Regions from separate parts of the Homo sapiens genome. Here all the other regions are linked to region 3. A link is a loop called in an ENCODE intact Hi-C map of the cell type or tissue named here. Cell type or tissue: PC-9. All regions are shown on one strand. Links, peaks and the distances in the headings refer to the core of each region. The heading gives the core; the rest is flanking DNA.

Region 1 (8,117 bases), core at 1,998-6,997, 1.1 Mb before region 3:
AGCCCATTTACATTTAAGGTTAATCTATTTGATATTTTGTTTTTCTACTTTCATAGTCATTTTTTCATTTCTTGATGCTGACTTGTGTTGTCAATTCTTTCTTTTATGTCTTTAATCCTATTAAGCATGGCAATATTATAATTATCTGATAATTCTAGTGCTAAAGTCTATGTGTGTGTGACTTTACTGTCTGTAATTTCTTCTGGCACTTTCATGTGATTTGTTTGTGATTTTTGACTGTGAGTTGCCACTTGCCTTGGGAGCTTATTTGTGGAAATTCTTTAAGGCCTGAATTGTAGTTGAGTTCTTTTAGAGAGGTCTTCTGTTTTCTTTTTCTAATTGACTGGAGGAACTTCCCAATGTGCTTTCATGTATCAGGTTGTCCTCAGAAACCTCATTTGTCATTTGAAATTTTAGGAAGACCACAGGTTGTATGAATTTGGATCACAATGTGATACTGATTTATGGTTATAAATTCTCAAGAAGAGCTTTTTGTTTTGGTTTTGTTTTGTCTTTTGATGTTGTTGTTGTTGTTTTTGTTTTTGTTTTCCCCAGAGCCAAGTGTGCATCAGGCAGTTTCTTGGCAGTTGTATTTCTCATGAATGAGAATACACTAAAGGTTCGGTCTTTTGAAGTCCTGCATTTTCATGACATTTTCCTGTTAGACTTTCCACCATGAGTTGTTCTAAACTCTTTCATTCCTTTTAAGCTTGTAGCCATAATACGAAATGAGAATCTCCTTCTGAGAAGAAAGGATAACCATTTAGGAAATGAATTGATCACGTCTGTGCTTCAGAAAAGTCTTATCAGGCTGCTGAATGTACAAGATATAGAATATAGATGAAAACATAAATCACTGGTTATACTTCCACATGGAAACAACTGCATAAATACTTTAGTATATGCATACAAAATACACAATTGATATTGTTTTATAATATGTGGTTTATTTCTAATTTGATAATTACTGATTGTGGGATCTCCAACATAAATGGCAACTCTTTTGATCTCAGTTCCCCATCTGTAAAATGGGATGCCTTACAGTTGTGATGAATCTGAAACTAAGAGAACTCTGGTGCCTATGGAGGTTTCTCTCCTCCAAGTACCAAAGAGAGTAGAGAGCTCAAATAGGCCTCTCTCTGAGGCCAAACTTGGATTCCAGGATGACTCTCATCTTTTAGATCCTTAGTGGCTTCCAGAGTTTTCATAACTATGATGAAGTCATCAACCTAGGCCCCTCTCCATGGCTTACAATGTGATATTTCAATATATGTATACAATGTATAATGATCAAATTGGGTTCCTTAACATATCCATCACCACAAACATTTATCATTTCTTTGTGTTGGGAATATTCAAAATATACTCTTCTAGCTATTTAAAAATATACAGTAAATTGTCATTAATTATAATCACCCTACATTGCCCTAGGACTCTACAACTTATTTCTCCTATCTAGCTGTAATTTTGTATCTGTTAGCCAAAATTAGGCTATCCATCTGTCCATCCTTCCCAGCTTCTAGTAACCTCTATTCTACTCTCTATTTCTATGACATCAACTTTTTCAGCTTTCACATGTGTGAGAACATGTGGTATCTGTCCTTTTGTGCCTGAATTATTCCACTTAAAATAATGTCCTCCAGACTCATTCACGTTGCTGCAAATGACAAGATTCTTTCTTTTTTGTGGCTGAATAGTACTCCCTTGTGTATATGTACCACATTGTCTTTATCCATTCATCTGTTGATGGACACAGGTTGAGTCCATATCTTGACTATTGTGAATAGTGCTGCAATAAGCATGAGAGTGCAGACATCTCGTCAACATATTGATTTCCTTCCCTTCAGATATATATCCAGTAGTGGGATTGCTGGATCATGTGGTAGTTCGATTTGTAGCTTTCTGAGGAAGCACCGTACTGTTTTCCATAATGGCTGCACTAATTTGCATTCCCACCAACTGTGTATAGGAGTTCCCTTTCTCTGCATCCCCACCAGCATTTATTTACTTTTTGTCTTCTTGATAACAATCATTCTAACTGTATTAATATGATATCTCATTGTAGTTTTGATTTGCATTTCTCTGATGATTAGTGATTTTGAGCATTTTTTTCATATACCTGTTGTCTATTCCTATGTATTATTTTAAGAGACGTTTATTTAGCTCATTTGCTCATTTTTAAATTGGATTGTTGGTGGGTTTTTTTGTTTGTTTGGTTGGTTTTTGCTTTTGAGTTGTTTGAGTTCCTTGTATATTCCAGATAGTAATCCCTTGTTGAATAAATAGTTTGCAAATGTTTTCTCTCATTCTGCTAGTTGTCTCTTCACTCTGATGATTGTTTCTTTCACTGTGCAGGAATTTTTTAGTTTGATACAATCCTATTTGTCTAGTTTTGCTTTTGATCCATGTGCTTTTGAGGTCCTCTTCACAAAGTCTTTGCCCACACCAATGTTCTGATACAATGTTTTTGTTTTCTTCCAATAGTTTCATAGTTTAAGGTCTTATATTTCAGTCATTAATTCATTCAGAGTTGACTTTTGTATATAAGAGATAGGGATCTAGTTTAATTCTACTGCATGTGGATATCCAGTGTTTCCAGCGCCACACTATGAATATTTGTTCACTTAATGGTGTCCCATAAGTCTTATAGGCTTTCTTCACTATTTTTCATTCTTTTTTTTTTCTCAGACTGGATAATTTCAAATGATCTGTCTTTGAATTTAGAGTTCTTTCTTCTGCTTGATCAAGTCTATTGTTGAATCTCTCTATTGTATTATTTATTTTATTCATTGAATTCTTCAGCTTCAGGGTTTGTTTATTTTTTTAAAAAATCCACCTTCTGTTAAATTTCTCATTCATATCATGAATTGTTTTCCTGATTTTGTTAAATTGTCTATCTGTATTTTTTGTATCTCATTGAGTTTCCTTAAAATCATTATTTTGAACTCCTTTTCCAGAAATTTTTAAATTTCATTTTTAGCAGAGTCTGTTACTAGAGGGTTATTGTATTCCTTTAGTGGTGTCGTATTTCCTTGCTTGTTTATGTTTCTTCTGTCTCTGCATGATGTTTCTTGTATCTGTGCATCTGATGGAACATTTACCTCTTCCAAACTTTCTAGAATCATCTTTGCAGAGAAAGACTTTCACCTGCAGTTTGGTCTTGGTGTGCTGGTTGGTGAGGACAACTCTGTTTTTGGGTAAGTTGAGTGATATAATCTCTATGCAGCTTCCTCATTTGTTGGCTCACTGAATAACTGTGGGTGCCTCAATGACTTAGGTTGTAGAAGTTTGTGGCGGTGGCAGTAGTGGTGGAGGTTGTTAAAGTCTTCATGAGCGAGGGCTTTTGGGGTCCTCTTATTCTTATTTCCCCCACAGTGTGGAGACTTAGCTGAGAAAATCCTTCTCGGTATCAGGTCGGACATGGCCTACATGCAGCTGCAGTGGTACTAGGTTCCAGGTGAAGGTGCTTAGAGCATTTGTGGGGTTGGGGTCCTAGGCTCAGTGTATCACAAACCTATTGTGGCACCTGGATCTTGTGGTGCAGGTTTGCTCTCTGTGTTTATTGGATGTAGGTTGTCCAGAGAGCCGTGATCTGGGACTCTGAGGCACCTTTAGCAGTTTGGGCTCAGGGGCTGGGTTGTAGCTGCAATTCTACTTCTAGGGGCCAGGGCAAAGAACTGGTCTGACTCAGGAGAAGAAGGAGTGCTCTGGAGGTTTGGGCCTGGGGAGCAGAATATGGCTGCAATTCAGGACCCTGAGCCAATAGGGCTTGGTGGCAACTCAGGTGTCAGGGATGAGGAACCATGTGGTGACTCTAGACCTTGGAGATGGTGGGGTATATTTTAGACTCTGTGAGGCCAGGTACAATGGCAGCGAGGACCCTAAAATGTCAGAGCACAACTGTTGTCTTGGCCCTGGGGGGCAAGGAGCAGCACAGCAAAGACTCCACTTCCTGAGGAGTGAAGTCTGACACTTAACTTTTTGCAATACTCATTGTGTGAACTTTAAGAAGCTCCTTAACTTTCCTGGATCTCTATTCCTCATTCCTAAAATAGGACTAATCCTGTAGTTCTCCAAGGGTGTTTTGAGAGTCATTTGGTTAACTTTTGCATGCTTCATAAATGACGGTATTGGTTAGTCCTGAGTCTTCTGCATAATAACTGTTTGATATTGAATAAGCTATTTTCTCTCTCAGAGCCCCAATTTTGAAATCTGTTAAATACATATAAGATATGCCTCATAGAAGTATCAAATTAAATTGTAAATTAAGCAATATAAAGCAACTGGTACAATGCCTAGCTGATAGATGCTTGATAAATAGTACCCCTGTTATTCTAATTCAAATTTCACTGCCAAGTTTTGAGTTAAATTTAGAGTTTCAACTTCATCAAAATTTTACTGTTATATACTTTAATGAGGAATTTTTTAAGGGATTCTGAAGCAGGGAGCACAAAGAGCAAGCTCTTAACATTTTGGCTTCCGGTTGCCGAAATATTTAATACCACATCAGATTGTGAAGGGATAGAAAAGAAATGTAATGTTACCACATTACGTCACTAGGTGGTAGTCAAGGATCATTGCTTTGTTAGTATGCGGTAACCCTTGACTGGCCAGCAGGGGGCCCATGTCAATGACATTGCTGGAAAAAGTTTGGGATCTCAAGCCGATGTGTGTTTGTGCGTGGTGTGTGTGCCTGCGCGCAAGAGGGAATAGGGAGGGAGGGTGAGGACAGAGGGAGGGAACAGGAAGATGAATCCAAGTGAGACGAATGCCCTGTGAAGTTTGGGAACCGGTCTCTACTCACTGTCTACTTACCCACGCCAATTTTCTTTTCTTTTCCTTTCTATTTTTTTTTTTTTTTTTTTTTTTGACAAAGTTTCCCCCTGCACCCAGGCTGAAGTGGAGTGGCAGGATCATAGCTCGCATCTCCAAACTCCCGGGCTCAAGCCGTCCTCCCACCCCAGCCTCCCGAGTAGCCAAGATTATCCATCCCAATTTAAAGTAGAGCAATGAAGGGGACCCATGTAATTTTTGCAACCTGAGCATTCATGGATGGCAGCATGTACAGCAGCTCCTGCGAGTGTCTATTAATCAACCACTGAAATGCTGGTCTCAAATCCCGATCTACTAAGTCTGTGAATCCAGGTTAGGACTACTAATTTAATCTTACTGTCATGTTGCTTAACCTTACTAGTCAGTCCTTGGCTTCCCCATCAGTAAGATGGCTGTTGTGAGGTATTCAAGGTGCACATGTGAGTGCTTAGCACATGCTTAAAGCCGTGTGACATCAGAATGTGCCCTCTGTCATCGTCAGGACCATCTTTATTATTTCACCGACTTTCCCAGTCTTCCACAGGGTTTCTGAAGCTTGCTCCTAAAATCCCAATCCCCAAGGCCAGCTGAAACTGCTCAGCACGTGTCTGCCACGTTAGGCTTTGGGGCAGGGCAATAGCCTGAGGACAGCAGATGGAAGCACTGGGCAAAGACACGGTGCCTGCACCTGCTGCTATGCGATGGAGGGAGGTACGCCCCAGGTTCCCTTCTGTTCCTGCTCCTCTGTTAGAGCGGATACCTCATGTGAACATGGGCTGGAGACTCGATAGCCCTATAGAGATGGAAAGGGTTATTACTTCTGGTATAATTCTGTCATTTGTTGGGAAACAAAAGAGTAAGTCTTACTGCCCATTACGTCTCAGTAACAACAACTGATCTCCATGTCTTTCTGACTTTCAGGGAGCCCCAGTGACCTTCACGTCACCCTCTTCTCCCCAGGTTCCTTCAGGCCTGGCTGCCATCTGGCAAGTCCTGCCTGTCTGGTTTTCCCAGGCTTCCCTCTGCCAGTGTTTGGCCAGGGCGGGCCAGGGAGAGGCTGTAGGGACCAGCTGCCAGGGGTGGGCAGGGTGTGTCTGACCCCACGGTGGAGGGTTGGGCAGCCAGGGAGGAGGGCATAGTGTGGAGGTCTGCGTCAGTGAAGACTTGGGTGCAGTGAAGGCCTATAGCTCAGGAGGCTGAGGGCGACTCCCTGAAGGTTGGGCTGGTCCCAGGCTTTGCTTGTTGGATGGAGGAGACCTGTGGGGCCTCTGTGTCAAACCAGCTCCTGTGTCCAGCCCAAATTTAGAAAATCAGTGTGGGGGAGCCAAGCTTACCCCAATCCACAGATAACTGCACAGTTTGGAGTTATGCTTTGAGAGAGTGAAGGGAAGGACTTGTCGGGGCAGGATGTGTTCCAGAATATAAGGATCCGAACAGTGTGAGCCGTTTCTCACATCCCTCTCAAGTGCTAACCTACTCAGCCTCCAAGCCCATGCTCCGCAGGCCTCTGTGCTCTGCACTCCTCTCTCCTCTTTGCCTTCTGTAGTCCCCTTTACCTGTTAGGCCCCAGAAGGCTCCCGTTTTGGGGTATAACCCAGGTCCTAGGGCACTCCCCTCATCTGAACTCTGTAGCTGCTGCACCTGTCTCCTCTGCTCCTCTAGGCTGAAAGCTCCCTGAGAGCAGGGCCTATGTTATTCATTCATGGATTCACTCATCCATTTCTTCAATGAATATTGATTGTGCACTCCTTGCTACTTGATAGGCCTTGTTTTAGGTGCTGGAACTGGCACACTGGGTGAGGTCTGAAATTCAGCTCCTGACTCCTGGCCCAGTGCTCTTCCCAACAGATTCCCATCCCCACCTACCTCACCCAGAGCCCAGCCTCCTGGATATAGGTCAGGGAAGCAGTGCCCAGAGCACCACCTTCCCCTCAGGACCCTGATAGGATATTGCCTGCAGCATTTTCCAGCAGGCACAAAGGGCTGAGAGGTACATCTTTGCAGTTTCCTTCTTCCCCTAGGACATTCTGGGAACCACAGGGATATGCACTACCCTTTCCTTCCTTTTGCAGGGTGGCGACAGGGACCAGGGCCACACTCACTGGGCCTAGGGGCAACCCTGGTTCAGACACTCCAGGCTACATGACCTCAGATGACTCCTGTAACCCCCTGAAGCCTTGGTTTCCTCATCTCTAAAAAGGTGATAGTGATACAGGAACTAGAAAGAAATTATTTAGGCAGATAGTGAGGGTAAGAGAGTCCTCAGTAAGGTTTCCTTTTAATAAAAAGCAGCCCCTAACTTGTTTCTTTTCTAAGAAAAAGCAACCTGAAAAATCAAGCTGCAAGCATAGATAAGCAAGCTAAAAGCTCACATAGGTAAATACTGGCAGCTGTGGCAATAGAAAAGCGATATCTGGAAGCCAGGTATATTCAACACGGAGGTTCCCTCTTCCCTTTCCTTTGTCACCACATGTGCAGTAAAAAGCAGGCAACATGGCACCGGCCAGGTAGAGACCCCATCTGCATAATAAAAGATTAGGGTGGGATGACCAGCTTCTTTGCATGCTATGCAAACAGCACACCTGGTTTGACCAATCTCTCATGCCCTATGTCAATCAGACACTGCCTCCTCAAGCTCATCTACAAAACGCCTCCATGCATTTCACCGTGGAACTGGAAGATCCAGTCCGGAGCCCCTCTCTCTGCAGGAGAGAGTTTTTCTCTTTTCTCTTTCTTTCACCTATTAAACCTCTGCTCTTAAACTCACTCCTCGTTTGTGTCCATGTCCTCGATTTCCTTGGAATGAGGCAATGAACCTCGGTTATTGCCCCAGACCAATGGCACCACTTTGATACCAAGAGTATCTTCTCCCTAAGGTGTTTTGAGAATTCTTTGATTCTGTGCCTTCAATAAATGGTAGCTCCTGTCCTCCCTGCCCCCACCCCACAAGCCTGAGGACTGAAGTCAACTCCTGTCCATGGCAAATCAGGCTCCTGCTTAGCAGACTCGGAGCTACAGGAAGCCCCGTCTCCCTCTTCTAGTGCTCAGCCCTAGCGAGAGTAACAACAATAATAATAGTTATTATAACAATGTTGATCTTTTTGATAGCACTTGCTTTGTGTCAGGCACTGTTGTAAGCACTTTACATTTATTAACTCATTTACTGTTTGGTACAATCATATGAAGTGGTATCATTATCATCCCCCTTTTTCAGATGATGAAACCTAGAGAGGTTAAGCAACTTGCCCAAGATCACACAGCTGATAAGTAGCCATTAGAAATGAAGAGACATGGTTGGGCACGGT
Region 2 (8,117 bases), core at 1,247-6,246, 200 kb after region 3:
AAAAAGAATCTAAGCGATGGATGGATGTTGAAATTTTGTAGATGTTAGGCCTGGGGATCAGACCCCTGCATAAAGGGTATGTCTAATGTAAACTGAAAACAATCATAACCAAAATCCGTAGCAAAATAAATACTTAAGACCTAAAGTTTTACTTCTTTCTATACTTCCTAAATATCATGAGACTTAAAAGTCTGCAACTTTACAATTGTTATGTGTTTTTACATATCTTTGTTCATTTGATTCTCACAACTTCCTTTGAGATAGATTAGTGAAGAATTACTAGCTTCACTGTTCCAATAAGGAAACTGAACCCAAGAAAGATTAAGGAGTTGTCAAAGGTCAAATAGGAAGTGTCAAATCCAGGTCTTTTGCTTCCAAGTTCAGTGCTCTTTCTACAACAGCATGGTGTACACATTTGGAAGTTTGTGGAGACTACTACAAAAATATCAGATTCACTTTGGGCTCTGGGAAAGAACTTAAACATCTGTGTTAGTAAACTCTTGAAATCAATTAGTAAGATAAGAATAGAGTCTTCGGCTGGGCGCGGTGGCTCACACCTGAAATCCCAGCACTTTGGGAGGCCAAGGCGGGCAGATCACTTGAGGTCAAGAGTTCGAGACCAGCCTGGCAAATATAGTGAAACCCCTGTCTCTACTAAAAATACAAAAATTAGTCAGACGTGGTGGCGCATGCCTGTAGTCCCAGCTATTCGGGAGGCTGAAGCAGGCGAGTCGCCTGAACCTGGGAGGTGGAGGTTACAGAGAGCTGAGATCATGTCACTGCACTCCAGCCTGGGCAACAGAGTGAGACCCTGTCTTAAAAAAAAAGACAAAAAAAAAAAAAGAATAGAATCTTCATCTGTGGGGAGTTTTACAAGATCAGAAGAGTCTCCAGCTTAATCTGGGTAGACGCTAGAGGAAGAGCTAAAAGAGACTTGAAGGTCCCTCCAACACTGAAATTCTGGAACTCTGGAATCCATAATTCAAGAGCAGATAATCATTACAAGATCTTTGATTACATTGTCAAAAATGACATACCCATCTTCAAGCATCTGTTTCTGACAATTAGCATGTTTTACCAACAATTAGGTCTGCTTTTGAAACATGACTACGAAAGGACTAATATTCTCTGGCAGTTTATGTTGCCCGGAGAAAGACAGTAATAACAACCAAATGAATTCATGTTGGCCTTGTTGGAAGGGTATGATCTCCTTCTTGTAATTTCAAGGGAAAGAGCCATCCAATTTTAAATTGAGGGATTTGGTTTGCAGATGAAGTTATTTATGTGGCCACTGACCACAGTTGTCCAGTTTATTACCATTTGTCTCTTTGGATTGCAGTAGGTTTGATGTAAATCATTAGTTAGAAAAGTAGAAACTAATCAAGCTTTCCTATAAGGAACACATTTTTGTTCTTTATTTTATAGTCCTTTATATATAGTCCTTGCATGTCAGATATTTGCAGTATGAATTTCACTACAAAAGTACAATACATTTAAGAGAATAATTTTGATATCCATTTTTACAGCACATTAGAAAACAGAATGATGCTTTTGTTATAAGCAGTGCTAATTAAAGCAGATACTTTCAAAGTTACTGTGGAAGAGTGAATCATCATCTCCAACGTAACATGCATTTATAGGGTTGATTTTTTATTGGATCAGCATAATAACAAAACTGTTGCCAAATTATATTACCTTCAAATAAATGCTTGTGTATTGGACTTTTTTCTTAATAAGCATACACAATTATTTAACATAATAAGCACATGTTATTTTAAAATGCAATTAGTATATTTTCATTTTATTTTATTTATTTACATGTAGTTGGATTTGTACCAAAAAGGATAGGAGGCAGAATGCTATATTTTAATTTAAATGTAAGATTTTTAAAATGTATGTAAATAGACTATTCCAGGTCAATAAAAGACACTTAAAATATTAGCAGCTAACTTCACTCTCCTCTTTCTGTTTATACACAATTTGAGAATAGACTTAAGTTCTTCTACTTTCAATTCCCTAATGGATTTTTGTTTTAGACTGAATTAGTCCATGCCAATAGTGGTGATCGAAATTTTTCTGAACATGCAGAATACTACTACTTGTATTAAATGTTACATCTCACACAATCATCTCCAGTGGAGTCGGGAGCATCAGTGACTCTCCAGTCCTAGGTGTTCTTTCCTTTAAACCCTCAACAGCCAATATTTATTTTCTGAGTGCTTCATCTGCAGCCTTGCAATTTATTATGATTGACATTATGGCAGGGTGACTGTTGGATCACCAGGTGAATTCTTTTCATCAATTAGAGCTTGGCAGTCTTGTCAATTGGAAAAATAAGGGCTGTTATTATTATGGTTACTGTTGTTATTGGATCAGGTACTGAGATTTGACAAGAAAAATGGGTTTATAAATTCTTGGCTTGCTAGTCTCTACTCATAAATCTTTCTTTAACATCTTAACACATAACAGGACATTTTCATTTGCTATGGCTCCACAGAACACTAATTTCTATATTTGAATGAGTTATACTGATTTCCATAGTCATTAAATGATTTTCAGCAGGAGAATAAATGTGGCAGACCTAAACTAATTACACTTTTCACCCTTGAGAATGAAAATGAACTGTCTGTTATTGTCATCAGATTGTGTATTACCTGTCTTGTTCAGAAATGGTAAGCATTATGAAAATACAGTTTGGTGATAATAGTAATCAATTATCAAATAGTTATCAATTATTAACTATCAAATTAACAATTATCAATAATAGTTATCAATTATGGTACAGCTATTATGTCCCAAGAGCTTACCATAAATTGTCATTTAATCTTCCCAAGAATCATATGTCCCAAGACATCTGCTTTACAAATAAAGAAATTGAGGCTCAGATTGATGAATATTCAGCTATTAAACAGCCAAGCTGGGATTTAAACGTGGTTCTATCTGCCTTCATAGTTTGTGCTGTTGAGTTTAAGAGTAACACAGCATAAAACCAAGATCTGCAATCCAAATACTCTAAGAATCCTAAACGATCTATTAAGAATACAACATTTATTTACTCTTGCTTAAAAAAATATAAAAAGTTACTTCTAAACATTATGAAGAATCAAACAGGCAAATCCAGAATCTGGATCTTTCTTGAATGTATAGTGGCATCAGAAAAAGCATGAGGGTAAGGGAAAGGGTGACTATTGTTCTATCTAGATTAAAAGAGACAAGAAATAGAACAACCAAATACAATTTATGGACCTTGTTTGGTTACGGATTCAAACAAAACTAGAAAACAATATTTTAGAGACAACTGGAATTATTGGATAATGAATTGGATATTTTAAAATAACAAGAAACTTTGTCAAGAGTGAGAATGGCCTATATTTATGTAAAATAGAAAAATCTCCATGCCTTTCAGGAATGCAAACTGAACTAGGTAGGGACAAAATAACATGCTGTCTGGGATCTGCTTTAAAATACTTCCAAAAAAAAGTTAGAGAAAAGAAGAAAGGCAAGATGAAGCACAGGTGGTGAACTCTTGCTGATTATTTTGTCTGGGTGATGGGCGTGAGAATTCAATATACAACTCTTGCTACTTGTGTGTATATTTCAATTTTTCCTAGTAAAAGCACTGAAAAAAACCACTTGCAAGTATTTTGTTGATGGCCTCATAAATAGATGCTATAGTTCTTATCTCAAGGCTTTGAATTTTAATGTAATGTTTAGGTCCAAGTGTTAGGATTTCAAGCAGTCGGTGTTGAAATATTTAGCGTTACACCGCCCTCTTGTGCTTTCCACGGAGTTTACGGCTTGATGCATATCCCCTCACTGCCTTCCTCCCACCCAATCTTTCCTCTTCCACTTCAACAGTTGAGTTTGCCCGCTAGTTTTAAATTTAAATGGAGGTTTTAGAAGGCTCTTAGCCGATAATAGTGTCTTTGTCCACACTGGAATCCTGACTGCTTCCTCCCCTGCACTCAAGATTTTCTCCCCTTCATTGCTCTCTCTTAACAGCAAATTGCATAAAAGTGGTAAAAGGGACCCAAAAGCAGCCAGTTGCCGAGAGTCCAAATGTTTGAAAGGGAAACTCCAACATTTATCAAGCTGAGAAGTTGAGTGTGTTCCGGCAATCTATTTTTTTAATTATTCAATTATGAATTCCCAGTTATAAATAATTAATGGATGCTAGTAAGATCTCCTGAGAGGAACATTTGATACATGGCCAAACTGATGAAAGACCCAAATCAAAAATGTCCTTAAAATGACTTAAACAGGTAAAATTTTTAAAAGTCTAAGAAATTCCTTAAGGCAAAAAATAATATCAAAAGATGGGAAAAGACTTCCCCATCAAAGTAAAACCAAATAACCAATTATTGTAAAACCAATAATTGGGAAAATCAAGTTTTCTTTATCAAACTGTTATTTTGACCAATCTGTTTTATGAGCCAACTAATTTCAACCAGATTTCTTTCTTCCAAATCATTTGGCTAAATTGCTTTCAATTTGCATTCAGTCAAATCCTGTGCTACCCACACAGTCAATAAATATAAGGGATTTAGGCATCAAAATGAGATTTTTAACCTCTTTTACCCAGAAATGGTATGAATCCAATTTATACTCTTAAATATCCTGTTTGGTTTTTCAGTCTTCTCATAGCCATAGAATTTGCTTCTCACAAAAAGCTGGGAGATAAACGGGTCTGAATTATTATTCCTGTATTATGCCCAAGGAAATGGAGGTACAATGACATAAAAGGCTCTGCCTAAGGCCACAAAGCTAGTAAGTGGCAAAGCTAGGATGAGACCTCAGATCTCTCAGGCTCCTCTGCTGGGGCCAGTTCCACCACAACAGTGCCAAGAATGTAGACCCTGCTTTGCTCTTAGCAAAGGAGCCTAGAACAGGGTTTGGGAACATTCACATTCAGTTTCAAGGCACTAACCAGATGCTCTCAGATCCTGCTGTGGAAGCTGAGAGAAACAAGTGAGTTTTAAGAGTGCAGTTGACGTATCTATCTGTTAACATGCGTGCATACCTGCCTGCATGTATGTATGTGTGACCAAGTGCATTCAGCCTCTACAATATGAAGATATGGAAGATACAAAAAGGATTCCGATCAATATTATCAAGCGTGTAACATTCTCAAGTATTCTCTTGCTCTCCAAGTTGTCCAATATAGTCAAGGAAAGCTGATCCACATTTGTTCATTCACTCATGCAACATATTATTTAATGCCTTGGTGATTAGGTACTGTTCTAGGTGTTAGGGATGCAACGGTGAACAAAACAATGTTCCTGCTTTCATAGAATGTTCATTCTAGTAAGACAGTTGGCAAGTAATATAGCACAATATGCAAATGAGAGATAAATTTTGGTGGCTTCGACTATGGTGACCCTGACCAATACCCAGAGAAAGGAGAAATCAATGAAACTTTGAATAGATAGAAATGTGCTACTCTTACCTAGAGCGACAACCAACCAAGGTCATATTTTTTAGAGCATGTATATTACATTAGGGAGTAGTTGTGTCATTTCTGGGAATACTAGTTTTATAAGAAAAGCCTGAAACTGGATTCAAATTCTGATTGTTCCGTTTACAAATTGTGTGCTCTCAGATGAGTTATTTCATGGTTTTTACAGTTTCCCCAAAATAGTAGTGCCTATCTCATTTCTACTTAATAGAGCTATTATGACAGTTAGAAGATAAAACAGATAAGACATGGAAAGCGCTTAGCACAGGGATAGACACAAAGTAAGAAATTAATAAATATAACTGCCACGTCAGTTTGGATTACTTCTGTTGCAAGAGATTGCAATGAGAAAAGAATTTACCGGCCTGCATAATCATAGCAAACAAGGCCTTAGGACCCAATTTCTCTCTCTGTTGGTTGACTGCGCTTTACTTCTGCTCTGCCCTCACTCCTTGATAGATCTTCCCAAGGTGGCATGATGGCTTACATGAGATAATGGAGTTCAGGATGCCTACCCCAAAGACACATTACCCCAAAATATAGGAGCTTGGCATATTGAATATTTTTAAGCTGAAGTAATTTGAGAAACAGTAGGAGGAACTCTCTGACTTTCCCTTGCCCTTCTATCCTGAAGCAGGTTATAGACCTTCAGGTGAGAGGTACCTTACTCTATACCCGGAGGAAAGGAATATCCATATTCCTAAAGATGAAGGGACACCAAAAGAAATATGAATGAACAGGTCTTGCTAAATTTCCCCCAGTTTGTTACTTTTGTCCTATCACATTTTCCCACAACTTTCCTAACTTTCCATGACTTTTCAAACCTAGCATAAAAACACTCAGGTTTGGTCGGGAGCAGTGGCTCACTTCTATAATCCAGCACTTTGGGAGGCCGAGGTGGGTGGATCACTTGAGGTCAGGAGTTCAAGACCAGCCCAGTCAACATGGCAAAACCCCATCTCTACTAAAAATACAAAAAAAAAAAAAAAAATTAGCCGCGCATGGTGGCAGGTGCGTGTAATCCCAGCTACTCCAGGAGGCTGAGGCAGGAGAATCACTTGAACGTGGGAGGTGGAGGTTGCAGTGAGCTGAGACTGCACCGCTGCACTCCAGCCTGAGTGACAGAGCGAGACTCCGTCTTAAAATGACAAATCAAAAAACGCTCAGGTTTAACCACTTCTGATCTTCATTTCCTTGTGAAGACTCCCTTGTCACATAAAATTTACATTAAATAAATTTGTATGCTTTTCTCTTCTTAATCTGCCTTTTGTTACAGAGGCCCCAGCTGAGAACTTAGAAGGATAAAAAGAAATTTTTCCTCCCCTACAGTTTCTGGTGACCACAAAGGGACGGCTGGACACCTCACTCATTTCAGATCCTGCTGATGGGATCCAGGGAAACTGACAAAAGCCAGAAAAAGGTAAGCATTCTCCCAAAGTCAGCTTTCTCAGATCTCTGTTTGTAGCACCCAGTTAAGAGACAAAGGTAAAAATTTCTCCTTGTCACTTTTTCTTTTCCATATTCATATTTGCAGAAGAAAAACTTGCAAACATTAGTTCTTTGGATTATGATTCTTGCACATTTGGCTAACTTGGTTTTGAGGTACATCTTGTTTACTGATTCTTTCCATGCCAGAGACAGCTACTGCTTTCCTAGTTATCTCATTTTGCATCCTGAGAGCTTGGCTTGGCTTTCTGCCTGCCAGGGAAATGTGCAGACAGTCAACCATCAGGTTGTTGGCCCTGAGAATATGGCCTGATGGAAATGTAGGTTGCATCTCATTCTCCGCTAATGTCTTACTGACTGTTGCCAGCCCTCAAGAAGGGCCATCTAAGTCTGTCTTTCTTGTGGCTATCTTTGGGAGTGGTCTGGATCTTGAAAGGCTGCCTTTTTTGCACTCTCTTTGAAGATGACTCTTGCGTCCACGGTTAAGCTATAAAAGTCTTGTTGGTTGTAAGTCATAAAAGGCTTATTGGCTTTTGTTTTGAGTCACTTGAAATAGATACCTTTAGTTTCAAAAAAATTATTTTAAAAAGAAGTTCAGTATTGCCAGAGATATTTACTGTTTGTCCCAGCTAAAACTTGATAATAAGATATTTGAAAGAATTTTTTTTTTAAAGATCTATGGTCAGAAATTGGCCTAATTGGAAGCTGATATTCAGGGCCTAATGGAACCAATTTTGTTTAAGTCTTCTCTGTTTTCTCTGTTTAATCCTGCTCCTCCCATGGGAACTTCTCACTTAACTGAAATCCCCTTCTCAAGCCCCTGCTGACTAGATGTCCACCTCCTTCTTGTTGGCACAATTTTGCTGAGGATAATTTGGAACTCCATTGGCTCCTTGGGGAAACTTAAGATCTCCCAAAACTGGCCCCTCTGAAGTTTCTGCCTTCCCTTTGCTTCTGCTCCTCCTTCATCCTTTTGCCACTTTCAATCTTCCATTCAGTTTCCTGAATCCTTTGATATGTCCCCCTTCAAGCTCCTACCTCCTCCATTCTTCTGTCCATCTCTGCCAGACCTTTTTCCACCCCAGCCCCTCAGTCACTTGAACCTTCAGCTCCTCTGCTCTCAAGAGACTCGAGGGCCCCCAAAAGCAAGTATCTGAGGCTGAAAAGGAAAAAGCCTAATTGGAAATAGTCTATTTTATCCACTCAGATGTGCTTT
Region 3 (8,117 bases), core at 2,113-7,112:
TACAGTCCTCCCCCAACTCCTATATTCCAGGGCCGCAATTAGGGGCAGCTCCTTCGACCTCACAGTGGCCACAAGAGGGCAGCAAAGCCCAAGCAATGCCATCCTCAGGCAGGCCCTGACTTTACGGGTGGACCTGCAAAGCAGTAAATTCAGCTCTCTCTCAGATTTAGTTAGAGTATTTTTAAAAGGATTGGGCCCTGGTGTGGTGGCTCACACCTGTAATCCCAGCACTTTAGGAGGCCGAGGCCAGTGGATCACCTGAGGTCAGGAGTTTGAGACCGGCACGGCCATCACGGCCAAACCCCATCTCTACTAAAAATATAAAAATTAGCCAGGTGTGGTGGCGCACGCCTATAATCCCAGCTATTCAGGAGACTGAGGCAGAAGAATCACTTGAACCCAGGAGGCAGAGGTTGCAGTGAGCCAAGACTGAGCCACTACACTCCAGCCTAGGCGACAGAGCAAGACTCTGTCTCAAAATAAAATCAAAAGGACCCTCAGAAGGTCGAGCATACTATTTTTCCCTCTACCTCATGCTTGGAGAATGAAGCTACATTCTCTATAAAGGAGATAGGAAAAGGAATTGATGTGTGTCAGGCATCTTCTTAAGCCAAGCAGCCTGCCTTCGTGGAGCATGTGATCTGCATAACAATCGCGTGAGGTTGGTGTCATCCTCTGTCTCATGATTGGTCAAGGGACTTGGGCAAGGTCTTGCTAATCAGAGACAGAGTAAGGATTTGAACCCAGGCCCTGCCAGAAAGCATGGAGTCTTGCTCCTATACCAGCCTGCATCCCTACCAGCCACTGCTGACTATGCATTCACATCCATGACCCCACTGGCATTCTGCCTTGGCCTTGCAGGTGAGGCCCAGAAGGTATAGTGACACTTAGGAAGGGAAACTGTCTCAGAATGGACCCTGAGCTAATGATGCTGCCAGAATAAGAATCCAGGTGCTCTAACTTCCCTTCCCAGGCAACTAGGGGAGCAGTTAGGCCCCAGACTCTAGAGTCAAATCAGGGCTCCACTGTTTGCAAGCTGTGACCCTGGGCAAATGGTGCAGCTCTCTCTGAGCTCAGCTTGCAAATCTGTAAAATAGACATGACAATATTAACCTGCAGGTGATGCTATAAGTGTCCTTCTCAGTGTAGGGGTGGAAAGGTATGATACCTTTCTTCACCCATCATAAGACTCACGAATGACACTCCTATAACAAAAGACAACAAGAGAAAAGCATAACAAATTGACTTAAAGTTTTATGTGACACAGGAGCTTTCAGAATAAAGACCTAAAAACTCAAGAGAAAACTGTCTGTTTTTAGCCTTAGACCCCATGAAGAATGCACAGCCATGTAGAAATGTGATTGGATGATTGGACAGAAAGGGTATGATCTAATGCTAATAGGCGGAGTGGGGAAACCTAGCAAGGCCCGACTTCAGATTCTTCTTGGCCTCTCTGTGTGCCGTTCCTTCCTCCCTGGTATGGGGCAAGGTCCCTTCTGGAATAAGGGTCTTATTATCTGCTATCAGACAAGGTAGGTCAGAGAATTTCTTTATGGCCAGCTCTTACACAGAAAGGCAGGGGAAAGTTAAAGTCGTGTTTCTAGGTTTTATGGCTGGCTTTGGGGAAAAGGAATTCTAGTTTTTATGGCCTGACTTGGAGGAGAAAGGTTAGCAGAAGAAAAAGGAAAAAGGACAGAAAAAGACTTTGTTTATGAAACCCTTTCAGTGTCATTCAGTTCAAAGCACTCAGCATGCCAAGACACCATACTTTGGGATATCGTTTTCTGAACCCTGACATTAGCAGCCACTGTCCACTCTTCCTAACTGAACAGCAATCGTTATCACAGCTGTTTTTAAAAGGTCACTGTCTTTGTTTTATGCTGCAATAACAGAATACCTGAGACTGGGTAATTTATAATGAACAGATATTTATTTTTTGTGGAAGGTGAGAAGTCTATGGTCAAGGCGCCTGAACTCTGGGCAAGGACCTTCTTGCCGCATCATCCCATGGCAGAAGGCAGAAAGGTAAGAGAGAGAGAAAGGGGTGAGGCGACTGAACTCATCCTTTTACAAGGGACCCACTTTTGCAAAAACTAACCCACAACCCACTCCTTCAATAACAGCATTAAGCCACTCGTGAGGGCAGAGCCATCATGACCTAATCACCTCTCCAAGGTCCCACCTCCCAGCACTGTTGCCTTGGGGATTGCATTTCCAATACACAGACTTTGAGGGACACATTCAAACCATAGCAGTTGCCCCAGATCTTGCCAGGCTGGAATTTATTTCTGGCCTCCTGTCTAGTAAAGACCAATGTAGTTTCCTGTGATTGGATTGCGGCTAGGGGACCTGGGTTTCAGTTTAGACATTTCCATGAACTTGCTGCATTCCCTGTAGGGACTCATTTCCCATCTGCGGGCTCATTTCCATGAAGTTGCTGCATTCCCTGTGGGGACTCACTTCCCATCTGTGGGCTCAGGACAGTCAGGTGTGAAGCAAAGGCAACACATCAGTGAGCCCTCCCTCACTGCTGACCCATCCCCTTGCTTCCTTGACTTTTCTTTGCTCTGTATCTCAAGTGAGCGCTGGACCTGCCTCAGGCACCACTGCGATGCAGAGGCTTGGAGGGTTTTTTGGGTTCAGTTACAGTTTCTGAGCCTCTTGGCTCTGGTCACTTTTTCAGTGGAACACTTCTTCTTCCTTTTATTTTTTAAGAGAAAGGGGCTAGGCATGGTGGCTGACACCTGTAATCCCAGCACTTTGGGAGGCCAAAGCGGGTGGATCACCTGAGGTCAGGAGTTCGAGACTAGCCTGGCCAACGCAATGAAACCCTGTCTCTACTAAAAATAAAAAAAAATAAAAAAAAAATTAGCTGGACATGTTGGCAGCCACCTGTAATTCCAGCTACTCAGGAGGCTGAGGCAGGAGAATCATTTGAACCTGGGAGGTGGAGGTTGCAGTGAGCTGAGATCATGCCACTGCACTCCAGCCTGGGTGACAAAGTGAGACTTTGTCTCAGAAAGAAAAGAAAAAGAGAAAGTTTCTCATTCTCTGTCACCCAGGCTTCAGTGCAATGGCCCAATCTCGGCTCACTGCAGCCTCAAAGTCCTGGGCTCAAGCCATCCTCCCACCTCAGCCTCCCAAGGTGCTGGGATTACAGGCATGAACCTCTGGGCAAAGCTTTGTCATTCTTCATACTTTTCGAACAAGGAGCCCTGCATTTTCATCTGCACCGGGTCCTGCAGATTATTACGTAGTGGGTCCTGGTGTGGATTCGTGTGCCTGGGTTCCGTGCCCATTCGTTGAGCTGGGGTACGGGGATCATCAGCTACACCCAGACCACACGGACCCAGAAGCGGGGGGCAGGGTTGCTAAAGAAAAACTGAAGAGCGTTACCAGAAGCAAGAATGGTTGTGGCGTCGGCAAAATTGAATACACGTGCGTATCGACACCGATGTGGGATACGTTCTGAGTAGTTGAGGGAAGACCCAAAATCATGCCGTCGGAGCTCTTCCTGGAACCGCACCGCGGCATGTGTGGCTCCATGGAGGGCGTGACGCACCGTGCAGCAATACTCGCAGCGTGGAGAGTTCCAGTCCCGAAATGGCAGCGTCAGGCAAGCTGCTTCCAATACCCCTCCCTCCGACAACCAGAAACAAATACCCAGCGCCCAGATCCACACCAGCAGCAACCCAGAGCTCCAGTCTGAGGATGAGACTGTTCCAGGGCCACAGAAAAGAGGAAAACCTCGGGCAGATGGTGAGGGAAGGGAACCTCCGTGTTCAGGACACCTCCGCCCATCCACATTCGGCCTGGCACCGATCCTGCGGAATCTCTCCCCAACGCACGGTTTCTACACTGGAACGATTGAAACTAAGGGGGTGCGCCAACTCCCCCACCTTCGCGGGTCCCCTGGCAGGAGACCTGGTCCTTGCCTTACCGCAGTAGGTGTGGCTGTGACTGAAGGGAGCGGCATCCCTGAGCACAGTCGGAGACAAAGGGAGGCGAGGGCCAACCCCAGCCCGGAAACTCTGCCCTGTAACTCGGCCAAAGGAGACGCCGCATTGGAGCGGCTGTTCCGCAGCACCATGCTGTAGAAGGTACGTTCCTCTGATGCCCTGTGCGCAAACCCCTAGCCAGCCTTCCCACACTGCCAGGATAACCCTTTTGAAACCTCCCCTGTTTGGGACAGGCCGTGCTCCCACCTTTTATTGGAGACGAGGCGAACCTGGGCTTAGGGCGCCACCTAGAGCCAAAAAAGAGGAAGCGACCTGGCCGCGAAGCTTCGCTAGGCAAGGATGTCCCACAGAAACCCAAACAAGCCAGACAGAGAAAACTGGAATAAATAATCCTTCATTGCAAAGACACAGGCGTATACCCACAAAAACACCAGCAAGCAGGAGACCATGACCTACGCAAAAGGACAAAGCAAAAATCCAGTGACTGGGCCTAACGACATGGCGATTGGTGAGCTCCCTGACCAAGAATTCAAAATAGCAGTTTTAAGGAAACTCAGTGATCTCCGAGATAGCACACAAGCGCATTTCAGAAACTTATCAAAGTTAACAAAATATTAAAGTAATTTTAAAAATCAAGCAAATCTTGAAACTGAGAAGTTCATTTGCTGAATCGCTGAAGTTCATTTGCTGATGAACTCGATAGACTCTCAACAGCAGAGGGAACCAAACAGAGGAAAGTATCAGTGAGCTTGAAGACTGGCTATTTGAAAATACAGCCAGAGGGAAAAAAAGGAAAAAAATAACTGAAAGGAATGAAGACCGCCAACAAGATCTACAAAAGTAACTCAAAACACCAAATCTAAGATCTACAAAAGTAATTCAAAAGACCAAATCTAGGAATTGTTGGTGTTCAAGAGGGAGCTGAGGCCGAGCATGTGGCTCATGCCTGCAATCCCAGCACTTTGGGAGGCAGAGGTGGGAGGACTGCTTGAGGCCAGGAGTTCGAGACCAGCCTGGACAACATAGTGAGACCTCGTCTCTACTAAAAATTAAAAAAATATTAGCTGGGCACAATGATGTGCACCTGTAGTCCCAGCTACTCAGGAGGCTGAGGCTAGAAGACCGCTTGAGCCTGAGAGATGAAGGTTGCAGTGAGCCGTGATCATGCCACTGCACTCCAGCATGCATGACAGAGTGAGACCCTGTCTCAAAAAAAAAAAAAAAAAAAAAAAAACCAAAACAGTGGGAGCTGAGCAAGAGCAAGGGGTAGAAAGCTTATTCGAAGAACTAATAACATAGTAATACCCAACCTGTGCAACACTCCTTTCCTGTGCCAGGCACTGTGCTAAGCAATTAACGTGTACTATCTCATTTAATCCTCTCAGCGACTCTATGGCGACAGTATTATTAATGGTGCTTCATGAAAGGAAAAACTCAAGGAAATATCTCTTCTTCCTATAGCGTGAGAGCCAGCTAAGGAGTGCAAGCCCCCCCCTCCCCAACCATGGGGTGAGAAGTGTCCCCTCTGTTCTCCCAGCAGTCCTGTGCTTCCCTGTTACAGAGTGCCCCCCAGTCTGCTGTGATGGCTGTGGCCCTGCATCTCTTCCACATGAAATGAGAGCTGGAGGCATGGCTCACTCCATGATACAGATCTAGTCCCTAGAACAGAACTAGGCTCCTATGGGGAAATGCAATAAGGACAGCGAACAAAGAAAGGGAGAGGTAGAAGGAAGCTCAGAAGTTTAAAGGACTCAGTCTGGCAGAAAAAGAAAGAGGGGTTGAGGAGGGAGTGAGATGAAGGGAAGTTGAGTGCAAGGAAGTTCAGAGGGGGAACTCTACAGAATGCACATGGAAAATAAAGTTAATCAGCAAGGATGGAAAGATATCTTAAACGTCAACATCAACAGAAAAAAGACCTAACTGTATATCAAATTGAACTTTAATAATTTAGTGGAATATAATTTTAATGGAATATAATCTTGTGCTTTGCTTTGTAGATGTGTTGATGGTCGTGGTATTGATGTAGTAATTCCAGCACTATTTGTGACTAAGGAATGTTAAAGCAAATATATTGTTTGGGGGAATAATAATTCTCATTCACTAAGAGAGAAGGGAGAAAACATATGGAATGAGAACAAAGGAAGAACACCACATTGCTGTATTAAATTAAAGATTACTAGTAAGACCTCCCTCTTGCTCCAGAAAGATAGATAGAGAGATGATAGCTATAAATCTGTTCCCTGAAAGAGCATAGAAGCAATGATATTATAGTACAAATGATCGCAGCCACCACACCATGAGTTCTAAATGCCATTCTCTAATTTTAAAAACCTGAACTTCTTAGAGAAGTGGCTGATTCCAGGTATTTGACAGAAAAATTACAAGGCAAGGCTGAACATCTTGTATCAGAAAACATGGAGGTGCTAAAAACAAACAAACAAAAACAGTGGAGAACACCGGATCCAGCTTCAAGGGGCATCCCTGGCCAGATCTGAAAGACCTGAGCATCAACAAGAGCAACGGTGGCTACGTATCATAAGATAATTGAATAAAACAAAAACCCGTGAGTCATTGTGACAAGTAAAGGCTAAAGGTGCTACCATGCCAAACCATACTGCTCAGCTACAGGCCACTTTCTTTTGCCAGGCAGGCATGAAGAGGACCATTTGAAAAGAGTTGGCGAGATGAAGGAAAGGCACGGTACAGGCCTGCATAATATTACAGAGATTTCATTATGAGAGAGGAGGTATTACCAAATGAGAACATATTTCTCTTCCTTATTATGGGTTAGACAAGGGCTTAAAAACTGGTGGCTTAATGTCCTGCTATGACTCACAGATATTTTTACTCACAAACTTCTTTAATTGGGAAATTGCACTTAAATTCCAGATTTCTGGATTGTCTTAAAATCCAGGCAATCTAGTCTTCATTCCAACCTGAAAACAGTCAGCTAACATGAGCAGAAATTGTCCTATTCAGTAGGGCCTGCATCCTTGGGCTCATCAGAGCTTCCAGTAGTACAGGCTCCCTTCACTGATTGTTGTCACCTGTCTGGCCCCTGGAGACATTATCCTTTATGACCACTAGTTTGTTTATGTTTCTGACTTGTGAGCTATAAAACTGGAATGACCACTAGTTTAAACTTCACTGCCTCTGAGAATTAGTGTCTGTCATTAGGATAGAGGCGTGTGTGTGTGTGTGTGGTGTGTGTGTGTGTGTGTGTGTGTGTATGTGTGTGCTTGATGAAATTTGATTCAACATCTGCTAACAAGACAGTTGGGAGAATGAAGAGATGAACTCCCACTTGTGAAGACTAGATTTGGAAGCACTCTTCCTGGACTTCACTGAAGAATTTAGGACATTAGGCCAGGTGCGGTGGTTCACGCCTATAATCCCAGCACTTTGAGAGGCCAAGGCAGGTGGATCACTTGAGATCAGGAGTTTAAGACCAGCCTGGCCAACATGATGAAAACCCGTCTCTACCAAAAATACAAAAATTAGCCAAGTGTGGTGGCACACACCTGTAATCCCAGCTACACAGGAGGCTGAGGCAGGAAAATAGCTTGAACCCAGGAGGCAGAAGTTGCTGCGAGCCGAGATCACACCACTGCACTCCAACCTGGGTGATAGAGCGAGACTCTATCTGAAAAAAACAAAGAATTTGGGACATCAAAAGTCTCCCTGGACTCGGAGCACCCAGCCACCTCACTTGTCATGTGGACACCTCTTCTTTACCTTCCATTCCATGTGAGCTTGGGTGGGGGTAATAATTGAAACAGGAGGGGAAGGAGATACAACTGGAAGTAGAATGTTCCCTAGGGGAAAGGGGTCAAGTTTTCCAAAAAGTTGATGGAAGGCTTCAAGCCAGTTAATGCCTTAAGAAGGCTCTTTTGAAAGGGGGCCAAATGATGGGATGGGTTTGAGGAGCAAAATTGGCTAATTGCTTAAAGAATTTATCTTAGATGTCTCGGAAGAGGCATCTGGTGGTTGTTTACACAACAGCCACCCTACCCTTCTGAGTAAGAGTACCCCAGGTTTGTTCAAGCATCAGTGTGCCCAGCGACAGAGAATAAACCATGATTGGTCTGATTATGGTAGCTCCATTGCTTGTGATTGGCCTATACATGGCAAGAATCCAGTTGTGTCCAGTGAGAGACA

What was found. Hi-C counts contacts between places; a loop is a spot of excess contacts. Peaks named below come from ENCODE experiments on the same cell type or tissue, not always from the same donor. Only the 100,000 strongest peaks of a DNase experiment are listed, where the experiment ranks them.
Region 1: it touches region 3 in a loop (12-fold over the local background); 4 of 110 quality-filtered maps call a loop at or near these places.
Region 2: it touches region 3 in a loop (4-fold over the local background); 34 of 110 quality-filtered maps call a loop at or near these places.

What each region holds. Positions count from the first base shown.
Region 1 is chr11:19,066,775-19,074,891 of GRCh38, forward strand. No RefSeq gene overlaps it. Among named protein-coding and RNA genes, the nearest start is that of MRGPRX2, 10 kb to the left of the region's middle. In PC-9, for the core only: CTCF peaks have their summits at 4,606 (motif pointing right) and 4,807; DNase peaks (open chromatin) are centred at 4,597 and 5,837; H3K4me3 peaks cover 605 bases.
Region 2 is chr11:20,333,969-20,342,085 of GRCh38, forward strand. No RefSeq gene overlaps it. Among named protein-coding and RNA genes, the nearest start is that of HTATIP2, 26 kb to the right of the region's middle. In PC-9, for the core only: a CTCF peak has its summit at 3,773 (motif pointing left); no DNase peak of the experiment used is centred there; H3K27me3 peaks cover 4,127 bases.
Region 3 is chr11:20,128,361-20,136,477 of GRCh38, forward strand. LOC107984418 (a long non-coding RNA gene) reads right to left here and starts at 4,029. Exons shown (of 3, transcript XR_001748477.2): 1 at 3,941-4,029. LOC124902643 (a long non-coding RNA gene) reads left to right here. Exons shown (of 3, transcript XR_007062615.1): 3 at 1,946-3,941. In PC-9, for the core only: CTCF peaks have their summits at 4,238 (motif pointing left) and 4,441; no DNase peak of the experiment used is centred there; H3K4me3 peaks cover 609 bases.